Regions from separate parts of the Homo sapiens genome. Here region 1 is linked to region 2. Evidence: read pairs that join two places in POLR2A ChIA-PET (ENCODE). Cell type or tissue: MCF 10A. All regions are shown on one strand. Each heading gives the region's core, and the rest is flanking DNA. Links, peaks and the distances in the headings are about the cores only. Region 1 overlaps LOC105372568 (a long non-coding RNA gene). Region 2 has its middle 15 kb from the start of LINC01747.

Region 1 (5,375 bases), core at 205-5,204, 120 kb after region 2:
CAGAACCAGGAGGCTGCCGGCTGCAGACAGCCCAGGAGCCCGGGGCATGGGAGAAAGCTTTCTGATTCATGAAGCATGAGATTTCATTAGGCTCATTGGAGTTACAGCCCGCCATGGTGGGTCCATGTCTGCCCTGTGGCCTGGCCCCACCATTCCAACAGGCGGCTACCAGCCTGCTGGAAGCCCAAGTGGAGTTCTGGTCAGCAGCACTGAAGGCTCCCAGGAAGGATGGGCGCTGGCAGGGCGTGGGACAGACCCAGTGTGGCCGGACATCCTGGGCCCAGTGAGGAAGGGAGGGGCTCCACTAGCAGTCTCACAATGACATGGGGCAGGGGTGAGGAAGGGGGAGAAGGGAGCTATTCTTTTATGCAAGTAGGTGGCATGTGGGCAGCCAGCAGAAACACAGGCAGGTGGGCTAGGGGAGACCAGGACAACGGGGGCATATATCAAGGTGTCCTAATCGAAGGGGACATGAGGTTGGGGGCCATAGGCCAGGGCTATGCCAGGTCCTCTCAGAGACCCTGACTAGAGCAGGCCCAGGACCAGGCAGGTAAAATTCAAAGGGATGAAAAAAAAAATGTGGGTCTCTGTATCCAGAGCTGGTCTCAGGTCAAGAAGAGGGCAAGGCCACCAGCCGCCCAGACTTACAGAACAGTTACAGGAAGAACACAGAGAGTTCCCAGATACCTTTCACTTGGAGACCCCAAATGTGAGCATTTTTACTCTCTGCTCTCTCTCTCTTTCCTCCCCTTTACGCCTAAAGACTTCAGTGTGTGTAAAAACAAGAACATTCTCTCACTTAACTACAAAAATTATCAAAATCAGAAAATTAAGGCCAATACAAACCTATTATCTAATCTACAGACCTTATTCAGATTTCACTGACTGCACCAGTAAAGTCCCTGGTGGAGGCGAAAGAAGCCGCAAGGTCATGTTGCACTTTGCTGACCTCTCCCTGGCCTCCCTTCACCTGGAGAACCCCTACCTTCCTTTATATTCCATGGCCCGGACATTTGACCACTCCAGGTTAGGTTCGTAGCGCGACCCTCAGTTTGGGCGGGCTGTTTTTAAATGTGCATCACAGGCAAATCCTCACTCCCTTTGCCAAAAGAAGCTGCCCTATTAAGCATGTGTCTTATTTAAATCTCAAGATGCTAGTTCTGTTTTGATAGATCAATAGGAACCACATTTGTTGGCAGGCCTGCTGTTCTGCGATTCATGTTTGTTAAAGCAACAGCAGCCTTTTCTCCCCTTTCTCTCTCTACTCAGAGAAGTGTTCTCTTTTTCTTGCCTTTGTCCCTCCATTCAGGCTGCTTGGGTGTGAAGACCCATGTCATCAGCAAAAGTGGGATCCCAGAGCCTACCTGCCATTCCCAGCAACAAGGATCATTCTGAATGATAATTAAGAATGTATTTTCCAACATGGAAGAATATCAGGCCTTCAGTAAGCGTGACTTGACAGCCCCCAGGGCGGCCCAGGTCTGAGAGCTGACAGTCATCAGAACCCCAGCACCACAGGGAGCTAAGATCACAGAGAAACCCTCAGAGCCGTGCATCGTAAGTAACGTGACCTCTGAAGCAATCAAGGAGTTGGTGCAAATCTGGTTTGCATTGCTGTGAGGGGGCTGGAGAATAAGTCAATGGGTAAAAATATTAGTCTGAATCACCAGCCCTTTTTACATAGGCCTTAGATTTGAGGTCAGCTTGAGCCTAAAATGTAAGCTCATTGGGCTTCATCCCTCGAGCCCTTCCTCTTCCTCCCTGGCTCATCCACCTCCTCAGTTCAAATCCATGAAACACAATTCAGTTCCAGCAATATGTGTTGAAGACACTTCGGTGCTGGGCTGGGCCAGGTGGTGCCTGCCTACGGCACAGCAATACCTCCAGCCTCAAAGCCACTGCACCACATGCATCTCTTCTCCTGTAGCTGCCCAATGCATTTATGTGTAGGTCCTTTTCCCCCAGGCTTCTGCTTCCTGATAAAGGAGAGGAAGAGGCCAGTCGAGTTGTATTCTGGAAATACTTTGCCTTTGTTCTTCTCCTTCCTGGTAGCTTCTTGAATCAATCCCTTCGCTTTCTTCCACCAAGCCAGAAAGCAGCCTCAGACTCTGAGCAGCCACTTCCAGTCCCTTGGGGCAGACACCCACGCAGAAGCCTGCTTGCATTTCTGTCCTGGGAGTGGAGAGAAGAGAGCCCTGTGGCTGTGTAGCCTGGCAAGGCTTTGTGGAAGAGGGGGCCCAACTTCACCTTAAAGAATGGGTGAGTTTGAGGGGCTCTCACAGAAATGGGAGGGGACTGGTATGGGTGACCTTGATTTGGGTCCACACAGACATCTCTTGGAGCCAACTATATGCTTTGAGCCAACTATAATGCTTCTTTTTTCTCTTCCTCCTTTAAGACACCTGGGTATACAGTGATTACAGGTTTAGTGGTAGGAGACTAAATTCTTTGCAACCTGGATTTCTATGTTCAACCTTGCAGCAGAATCTTTGCAGGTCAGAAAGAAAGGAAATAGCGGATGCTGCCTGGCGCTGTCCACATCCCTCAAATTCTCAGAGGTAACCTGAGACATCCCTGTACATGCCAAAGGTGTTCTCTGGCCTCCACGTGGATGGGCCACAAGTGACTGGGGACCTACCCCCACCTCCTGTAACAGTGCTCAAACAATGAGGATGGGTGAGACCCTGACTTCCTCACCCCTCCTTTTGGTGGGACAACTCTAAGTCATGGCATCTGCACAGCCACTCTGTAGCCTCAGGTGACCATGGAAGTAGCAGCTCATCCACCCCATTTTATTTATTTATTTTTATTTTTATTTTTTTTAAATTTTAGATTCAGGGAGTACACGTCCTTGTTTGTTACATGGGTATTACAGGTGTAATGGTGGAGGTTTGGTTTCTAGTGTATCCATTAACCAAATATTGAACATTGTACCCAAAAGGTAATTTTTCAACCCCCACTTCCTTCCCAGCCTCTCCACTTTTGGAGTCCTCATAGTTTTATCTCTCCATTTCTATGTCCATGTGTACCCATTCTTTAGCTCCCATTTATAAGTAAGAATATGCGATATTCTGCTTCTGAATTAGTTCACTTAGTGAGCAAAGCTGGATGGCCTCCAGCTGCATCCATGTTGCTACACAGGACATGATTCAATTCTTTGTTATGGCTGCATAGCATTGCGTATTCTATATGTACAACATTTTCTTTGTCCAGTTAACTGTTCATCGACCCTATTTTGTTAGCATTCCTCCCTTCTCTGTCTCCTTCCTCCACTCCCTCAGGGTGCTCCTGGGTCACCTTTCAAGTATATTCCCTGCCCCCAGTGCTAGCCTCAGGCTTCACTCTTTGGGAACACACTAAGACCACAGTGCATTTGACTATGAGTGAGGATGATCTTCCTACATTTTCTATGTGGCAAAGGCAAATGGAAGCTTGAGGACAAAGGCAGATCTCTGAGTTAAAAGGACACCTACAAGTCCTTCTCTGTGAGCTCATCTTAGGGCAGAGCAGACTCAGAGATGGGGAAGAGCCTCCATTTACATCCTGGCTGCTCCCATTCCATCACTTCCATCACTCTGGAATCTGTAGGGAAGCAGGCCAGTCCTCTGCCCTGAGGCTGAGGCAGGGGCGGTCCGGGCAGAACAGTTGCCAAGTTTCCGCCTCTGCAAGGCACACCATGGTGAACAAAAATGCCAAATCCTCCTCCAGATCCCCAGAAAGAGCCAGCTCTCCTGTTTGTCTCTCGTGGACTGCTGTGACCTGTGACCAGGTAATTAGGACTCTGGGTGACATTTCTCTCATTTAAATTCTCAGTTCTCTGTTCAAATCTAGAAAGAACAGCTCTCATTGAAAGGGTATGTTGGGAGGGTTTCTGTCAGGGCCCTGGGCCTCTTGCTGTCTGCCCTCACTGTGGATGTGAGAAGCAGAGATGTGTTCGGGTCATATGTACAGGGGAAATGGAGGGGTATCAGCGAGTATTTCCACTGGAAGGCACTACAGTGGGGCTGTTTGAGGCTGAGTTTTTGTTTTCTTTTGAGACAAGGTCTTGCTCTGTCACCCAGGCTGGAGTGCAGTGAAGCGATCAAGGCTCACTGCAGCCTTGACCTCCAGGCTCAAGTGATCCTCCCACCTCAGCCTCTCGAGTAGCTGGGACTATAGGTGCATACCATCATGCCCAGCTAATTTTTGTATTTTTTGGTAGAGACAGGGTTTTACCATGTTGCCTAGGCTGGTCTCAAACTCCTGGCCTCAAGTGATCCTCCTGCCTCGGCCTCCCAATATGCTGAGATTACAGGCATGAGCCACTGCACCTGACCTTGGATTTTATTTTTTTAAGATTCTTTATGAGCAGGCTCAAAGCCATTCTTCAATCACGAGGAATGAATGACCTCCAGCCCACGGTTGAAATTTCTGACAGGATGGAGTCATTTTATGGTTTCCTTCTGGGCCTGTCCTGGCAAGTGGGAGGCACAAGTGAGTACAGCCTGGAAAAGAGCATTCCACCTCATTTTCAGCTCAATTAACCTTTCCTGAAATGCCACAGTCCCTCAGAGAGGGGCCCTCCTGGGCCACATGAGATGGGAGGTGGAGGTTCACCACCAAGGCAGAGCAGGTAGATATGCTCCTTTAACTTTCTGGAGGCTGAGATAAGAACAAAAGCCATGAGCTCCCTATGGTTTGGGTTGAAGAAAAACCTCATTCATCCACTCCAAGGTGGTTTACATCCAGGCCAGGTGGGACGCCCTGGCTTTCCGCTCTCCCCTCAGAAAAGGGCTTGACCGAGGAAAGAGATGCAAGCAAAGTAGGCTGCAGGCACATTGAGCTCTCTGAAGACATGAGCCTGTTCCTCCAAGTGAACCTTGGTGGGTGTGGCCCCGGATCCCATGGAGGTGTCAGAGCTACCATCCACTCCCACATTGGACAGGGACGGCTGGAGCCAGGGCTCCTGGGCTCAGTAAACAAGTCCTCCTTTCTTACAGGACACTTGGAGGCAGCTTTTAACAACTCAGACCAGATGAGTGAGCACATTCTCACACATGTCCCATATTTCCCAAGTCAGTAACCAGCCCCTTGCAGAAGGCTGGTGATGCTTTACACCTTGGGGTCCTTCAGAGAAATGGGTTTGTCGTACAGCGTATCCTTTTCAACATGGATAAGCATTTTATTGTGCATTAATTCTAATGTAACGTTAATTGGAAATAATCCTTCTGGTGAGAAGAGCATAATTCTGCTGGCTTCTGGAGACTGGAAGAAGCTTTAGGACCCTCAAGGAGGAAGCCCTGTGGGAGGAGGAAGTGGCCATCATGAGCTTCAGCGAAGACGGCTCTGCAGGTTGCATTGAACTTGCGGACAAGTCTCCACCCGACTACCCCAAC
Region 2 (5,375 bases), core at 56-5,055:
TTGAAACATTTTCTGCATTTGGCTTCTAGGACACCACACACTGCTTTGTTTTCTCTGTCACCTTTGCCAGTTTCTCCTTTGTCCATGACCTTGTAATGTCAGCTCTTTGTCTTCTTTTTAAAGACACTCCCCTTTGATGACCCCATTTTGTCTCATAGCTTTAAATACCATTGGTATGCTATAACTTCCATGTTTATATTTTTAACCTAAATCTTTTCCTAAATTCCAGATTTATATACCCAACTGCCTACTCAACCTTTCCACTTGGATGCCTAAGCACATCTCAAGGTGATCATAGCTAACACAGAACTCTTGGGTTTTAGCCTGAGCCTGTTCCACTGCCACCTTTCCATGCCAGTTAATAGAAACTCCACCATCCCAACAGCCCAGGGAACATCTTGGTGGCATTCTCAACCTCACTTTTTCACTTATCTCTACATCAAACCTGTTATAAAACCCATTGGCTCTATCTTCAGAATACTGAGAACCTGACCAATTCTCACTATCTTTTCTGCTACTACCCTGGTCTAAATACCATCATCTAATTTTTGTTTTCTTGTTTCTGTCCCTGTTTCCTTGTAATCTATTCCCAGCATGGCAGCCAGGTTTAAGTAATCCTTAGAATACTTGAGTAACCTGATATCAGTGCTGTGCTAATAACCTTCAGGGCCTCCGTTTTATTCAGAATAAAAGTTTTATTCTGAATAAAACTCCTTGCCGTGGCCTGGAAGTCCCACAGATGTGGGTCCTGCTGCTTCCTGACATCAGCTCCTGGGATATTTCCTTTTGCTCATTTTGTTGCAGCCACGCTGGCCACTGTAATCTCTGAAATGTGAACACTCTTCCTCCATATGTCAGTTTGACTCACTCCTGCACTTCCTCCGAGTCTTTCCCAAATGCCACCTTTCCAATGAGGCCTCCCTGAGCACTTCGTTTAATTCTGTAACTGCCCCACCCTCTCTGCTCTGACTCAATTCTGCTGTACTCTTTACCATTTCCTAGATAATTTACTCACTTATTACTCTGTTTTACCTGTTTCCAACTGCTAGGATGCAACCAAGTTCAAGGAGGGCCAGCATTGTTTTGTTCATTGATGTTTTCAAGTACCCAGAACAGTGTCAGCACATGTGAATCTTTAATAAATATCTGTTAAATAGAAATTGACTTTCACAATTCTCTTGTCTAAGTTTGTGTGCTTTTTTCATCTGTCATGGAATTTCCTGCTGTTCATTTTAATCTGATCTGACCTGGATAAAAATATCAAAGTGAGGAGGCAGAGAATGCTGTTTCAATAGCTTTGGACCATGAACCTATTTTACCTTAAAAATTTTATGCCAAAGAGGCTGGGTTTAAGACCAGGCAGGACAATGTGCTCCTTCTTTGGACAAAGATGTCACAAGTGCCCCCGTCCATTGTGATGACAAGAGTCTCTGCTGTCCTCCTGCAGTGGTGGTAACTGTGCACTGATTTTTCACCTGCTGTCTTCCCTTCAGGCCATGGAGTGAGAGCGGGCAGCCTCTTTCCCAGTTAGGGCTCTGAGACAGAGTCGTGCCAATTGAGCATACAATCTGATGACCTCTGTGCTTCCAATTAAGTTCAGTCTCCCAACTCTCTGCTCAGCTTCACTTGATGGTTAATGGAAATGAGTTGTGTTTCTAGATCTGAGCCACACACTTGGTGTTTCCACTGTCATTTGCTGAGTGCAAGTGCAGTATCAAATGGCTCCCCTCTGTGCCTCACAGGTGAGACCTAGGAATCCAAAGCTTTCACCTCCTCTGCTCCACCCCATTATCCGTGGATGCAACTATTGCACGTGGGCCTGCCCTGTGAGGCTGTGGGCGACATTGCAACAAGATTCTCTGCTGCCAGTTTGTAGCCCCTAAACCCAGTGCATCCCTGACATCCAGCACCAGTGAGGAACATTGCAGAATGAACTGGTGGTGGCCAATTCAGCAGCCACAGCATCTTCAGTGGTTTAATGTAAATATACACAATTATGAAAACAATGCCCTGCAATTGTGCTCAAAGTCTTTGCCACAACAACTCCTCTCCTCTTCTCCTTGCCGTAATTCTCTCTTCCTATCTTATGACTTAGGAGGTTCAATCTATTCTCCCCTTGCCAGAGGAATTCAGAACGCTGTCAAACTTAAATAGCTATGTAATGTATCTATGGGCAGGTTGGCTGTGGGAGGCTTGGAAGTCAATGGTATTTTAAATATTCTCTCTCTGTGTTCAAGACTGGACCTCAATGTGTCTGGACAAGTAGAGAGAAAGAAATGGCAGTAAGACCTGCCCTGTCTCTGTTCAGTGTGCAGTGGGAAAGTCCAACTCTTCACTCATGCAGGCATCCTCTGATAGGCACAGTAGTGTTTGTGTGCATGTGTGTCATGCATGTGCATGTACATGCATGTGTGTGCACATGTGTGCGCATGTGTGTGCTGAGCTACCTGTAAAGAGTAAAGCAGTAATTACTCCCGATGAGCTGGACAGAAGCCTCCCTCTTTACTGGAGAGAACGACTTGAAACTGAGTGTGGCAGGGTTGGGGGAGAGAGTGCTGGCACCAGCAGCTGCTTTAATAATGCCACTCACCTTTGCTGATTAATATGCTTGTCAAAATAAAAGGCAAATGGAAATGACCCCACAGCACAGAGAGTGGGATGGGATTGGCCGAGCCATCTGGCCCCAGATTAATTGCTAGCACTTTCATCTCCTCTCCTGGGCTCCAGATACAATGGGATGATAATGGAAAAGAAATGCACCCAGATCTGTCTATCTTGCTCCTTGTATTCATAGCTGGGCCCAGAGCCAGTCATGCTTTGCTGGCATTTAGTTCCCCAGGGGGTTGAAAGAACTCAGGCATCTTTCCCAGAAAAACACTCTCCAAAGGCCTCAACAGTTTGCAGCAGAGCTCTACTGTAGCTCTACTCAGCTTCATCAATAAGGGCACCATAGGGCAAAGCAAAACAGCTTCCCACCTGAAAACAAGAGCACCCTATCAGAGGAACTCTAAGAGGTCTGTTTGCTTTACCCAGAAATGAATGCAGCTGAGTTAGGAGGCCCAGGAAGGGAAGAGCTTGTCCACAGCAGGGATAATGGAGAGGCACTCCTGATAGCAGACTGGAAAGAGTTGGACACTTTGGTCTGCACAAATGGATCTTGAGTTACACTGGAATTGTAGATGATATAGACAATGAAAATGGTTATTCCCACAGCCCAGAATAATGGCACTAGGAATCATCCCAGGAAGCTTCAAAGGAGCTCTGTACTTATAGTTCAAAAAACAGCTTGCATTTTGGGGAAGAAACAGTGAAATGCTATGTTTTCACCAAAAATGCTTTATTTTCCCCCTAGATATACAGAAAGAGGATATTTCCATGTCCCTTTTGGTTGAGGGTAGGGAATCTGACTTTGTTCTGGTAATAGGATGTGGGTGCAGTGAGGTAGCTTGATCCTGAAGCCTCCCATGGGGTCTCTGTGTTCTCTCTATTCCATCTCTGCTTCTCTTGTGGAGGTCCTAAAGGAAGGTGGAGCAACAAGAGAGAAGGATCCTGGGTCCCTTAGTGACTCTGTGGAGCACAGCCACTCCCACCCCTACCCCCAGCTACTCCTCTGAGCCAAAGTCAGGGCAAACAAGGAATAACCTCCCTAGTGTGCTAAGCCTCCGTAACAAAGTACCGCAGGCTGGGTGCCTTAAGACAAGAGAAAGGTATTGTCTCACATTCCCGGAGCTTGCCCTGGGCCATGTTCACTATCAAGGCTCCAGGGAAGGATCCTTCCTTCCTCTTTCTTGTCTCTGTGGTTGCTGGGAATCGTTGGCACCCCTTGGCCCATAGAGGCTCCACCCCAGTCACAGCCTCTGTCCACACGTGATGCTGTCCTTCTGTGTCTGCATGTGTCCACATTTTCCTTTCTTATAAGGACACCAGACATGGCTCAGGGCCCACCTTAAGCCAGCATGACTCCTTCCTAAGTTGATTATATCTTCAAGGACCCTGTTTCCAAATAAAGTCACATTCACAGGTACCAGGAATTAAGAGCATATCTTTTCTTTTTGGGAACACAGTTCAGCCTGTAACAGTGTCTATAATTTGGAGCTCATTTGTTACAGCAGCTGGTGTTACTTGCTCTGACTAATGTATGTCTGGCATTGGTCCCAACTTGGGCATAACTTTCTCCAGGAAGCCCTACCTTCCTGACTTCAAACCTAGATGGGGTGCTGCTTCACAGTGGGTTCTCCACATTGCCCTAAACTCCCTCTATCACAGCATTCACCATGCTGTGCCATCATGTCCTGCTCACATGGACAAGTGGACTCTTGTCTCTTCTCTGCTACACTGTTCATGCCAAAGGCAAGAATCTGCCTTTCCTGCTCCTTGTTGAATATCCTGGACCTGGCATGCAGTACATTTCTTAATCAATAGCTCTCACATGAATCAGTGGATGCTGTGAGAAAGACTGCCTGATGTGGCATAAGCAGCATCAGGTCGACTTTCTGCCTTCAAGAATCTTGCAGTCATTTATGGCCTCCTTGTTGCCAACTCCCCTGGCTTATTCTCCTCCTCATGCCCCTTGTCTTCTCTGCTTTATTCATAACTGTGGACACTCTGGAACGTGTACACATATTAATGTCATTTAAGAGTCTGGCTCCTAGAGGTTGTTATCTCAGCTCTCTGCCGCTCACCCCAGCATCAATCCCACCTTGAAACCTGCTTGTTCTCATTACTTTGGGACTCCTTGACTCTCCCCTTAAACATCACACCTCTAACAGAAGGATTTTCACTTACTCCATGCATAGAAGGTGTTGGTCACATTGAGTGGAATTCCTTCTAAATCCAGCTCCCAGTCCGTGACCTGCATGGCAGTGGCCCCTCACACTGAGAGAGTGAGTCTCCCCTTGAAACTTAGTTGCTTCTTTCCTCTATTTCTCAGAAGTATCACATCTCAGACTGTTAAAGCTGTTCTCGTGGAACCATTGTAGCCCTCAGGGATGGCCGGGTCCTGATGATCACTTTGTCCACAAGCACTGATGTTTTTTAACTTAAAAAAATTGACTTTGTTTTTGTGTATTCATTTATATTTTTTAGAGACAGGGTCTCACCCTGTCACCCATGTTGGAGTGCTGTGGTGTGATCATAGTTCACTGCAGCCTTGAACTCCTAGGCTTAATTGATCCTCAGCCTCCCAAGCAGCTGGGACTACAGGTATACACCATCATTCCTAGCTAATTAAAAAAATTTTTTTGTAGTGACAGAGTCTCACTATGTTGCTTAAGCTGTTCTCAGACTTCTGGCCTTAAGTGAGCCCCCTGCCTCAGCATCTCGAAGTGCTGGGATTACAGGCGTGGGCCACTGTGCCTGGCCAGACTTTATTTCCT

Evidence for each region. Peaks named below come from ENCODE experiments on the same cell type or tissue, not always from the same donor. Only the 100,000 strongest peaks of a DNase experiment are listed, where the experiment ranks them.
Region 1: POLR2A ChIA-PET joins it to region 2 with 6 read pairs; 1 of 35 experiments calls an interaction of 5 or more read pairs at or near these places.

The regions. Positions count from the first base shown.
Region 1 is chr20:22,822,133-22,827,507 of GRCh38, forward strand. It overlaps LOC105372568 (a long non-coding RNA gene), which reads left to right. Exons shown (of 3, transcript XR_937351.2): 2 at 1,310-1,557; 3 at 2,053-2,250. Among named protein-coding and RNA genes, the nearest start is that of LINC01747, 140 kb to the left of the region's middle. RefSeq lists an enhancer at 1-212. In MCF 10A, for the core only: no CTCF peak of the experiment used is centred there; a DNase peak (open chromatin) is centred at 3,129.
Region 2 is chr20:22,697,759-22,703,133 of GRCh38, forward strand. No RefSeq gene overlaps it. Among named protein-coding and RNA genes, the nearest start is that of LINC01747, 15 kb to the left of the region's middle. In MCF 10A, for the core only: no CTCF peak of the experiment used is centred there; a DNase peak (open chromatin) is centred at 2,823.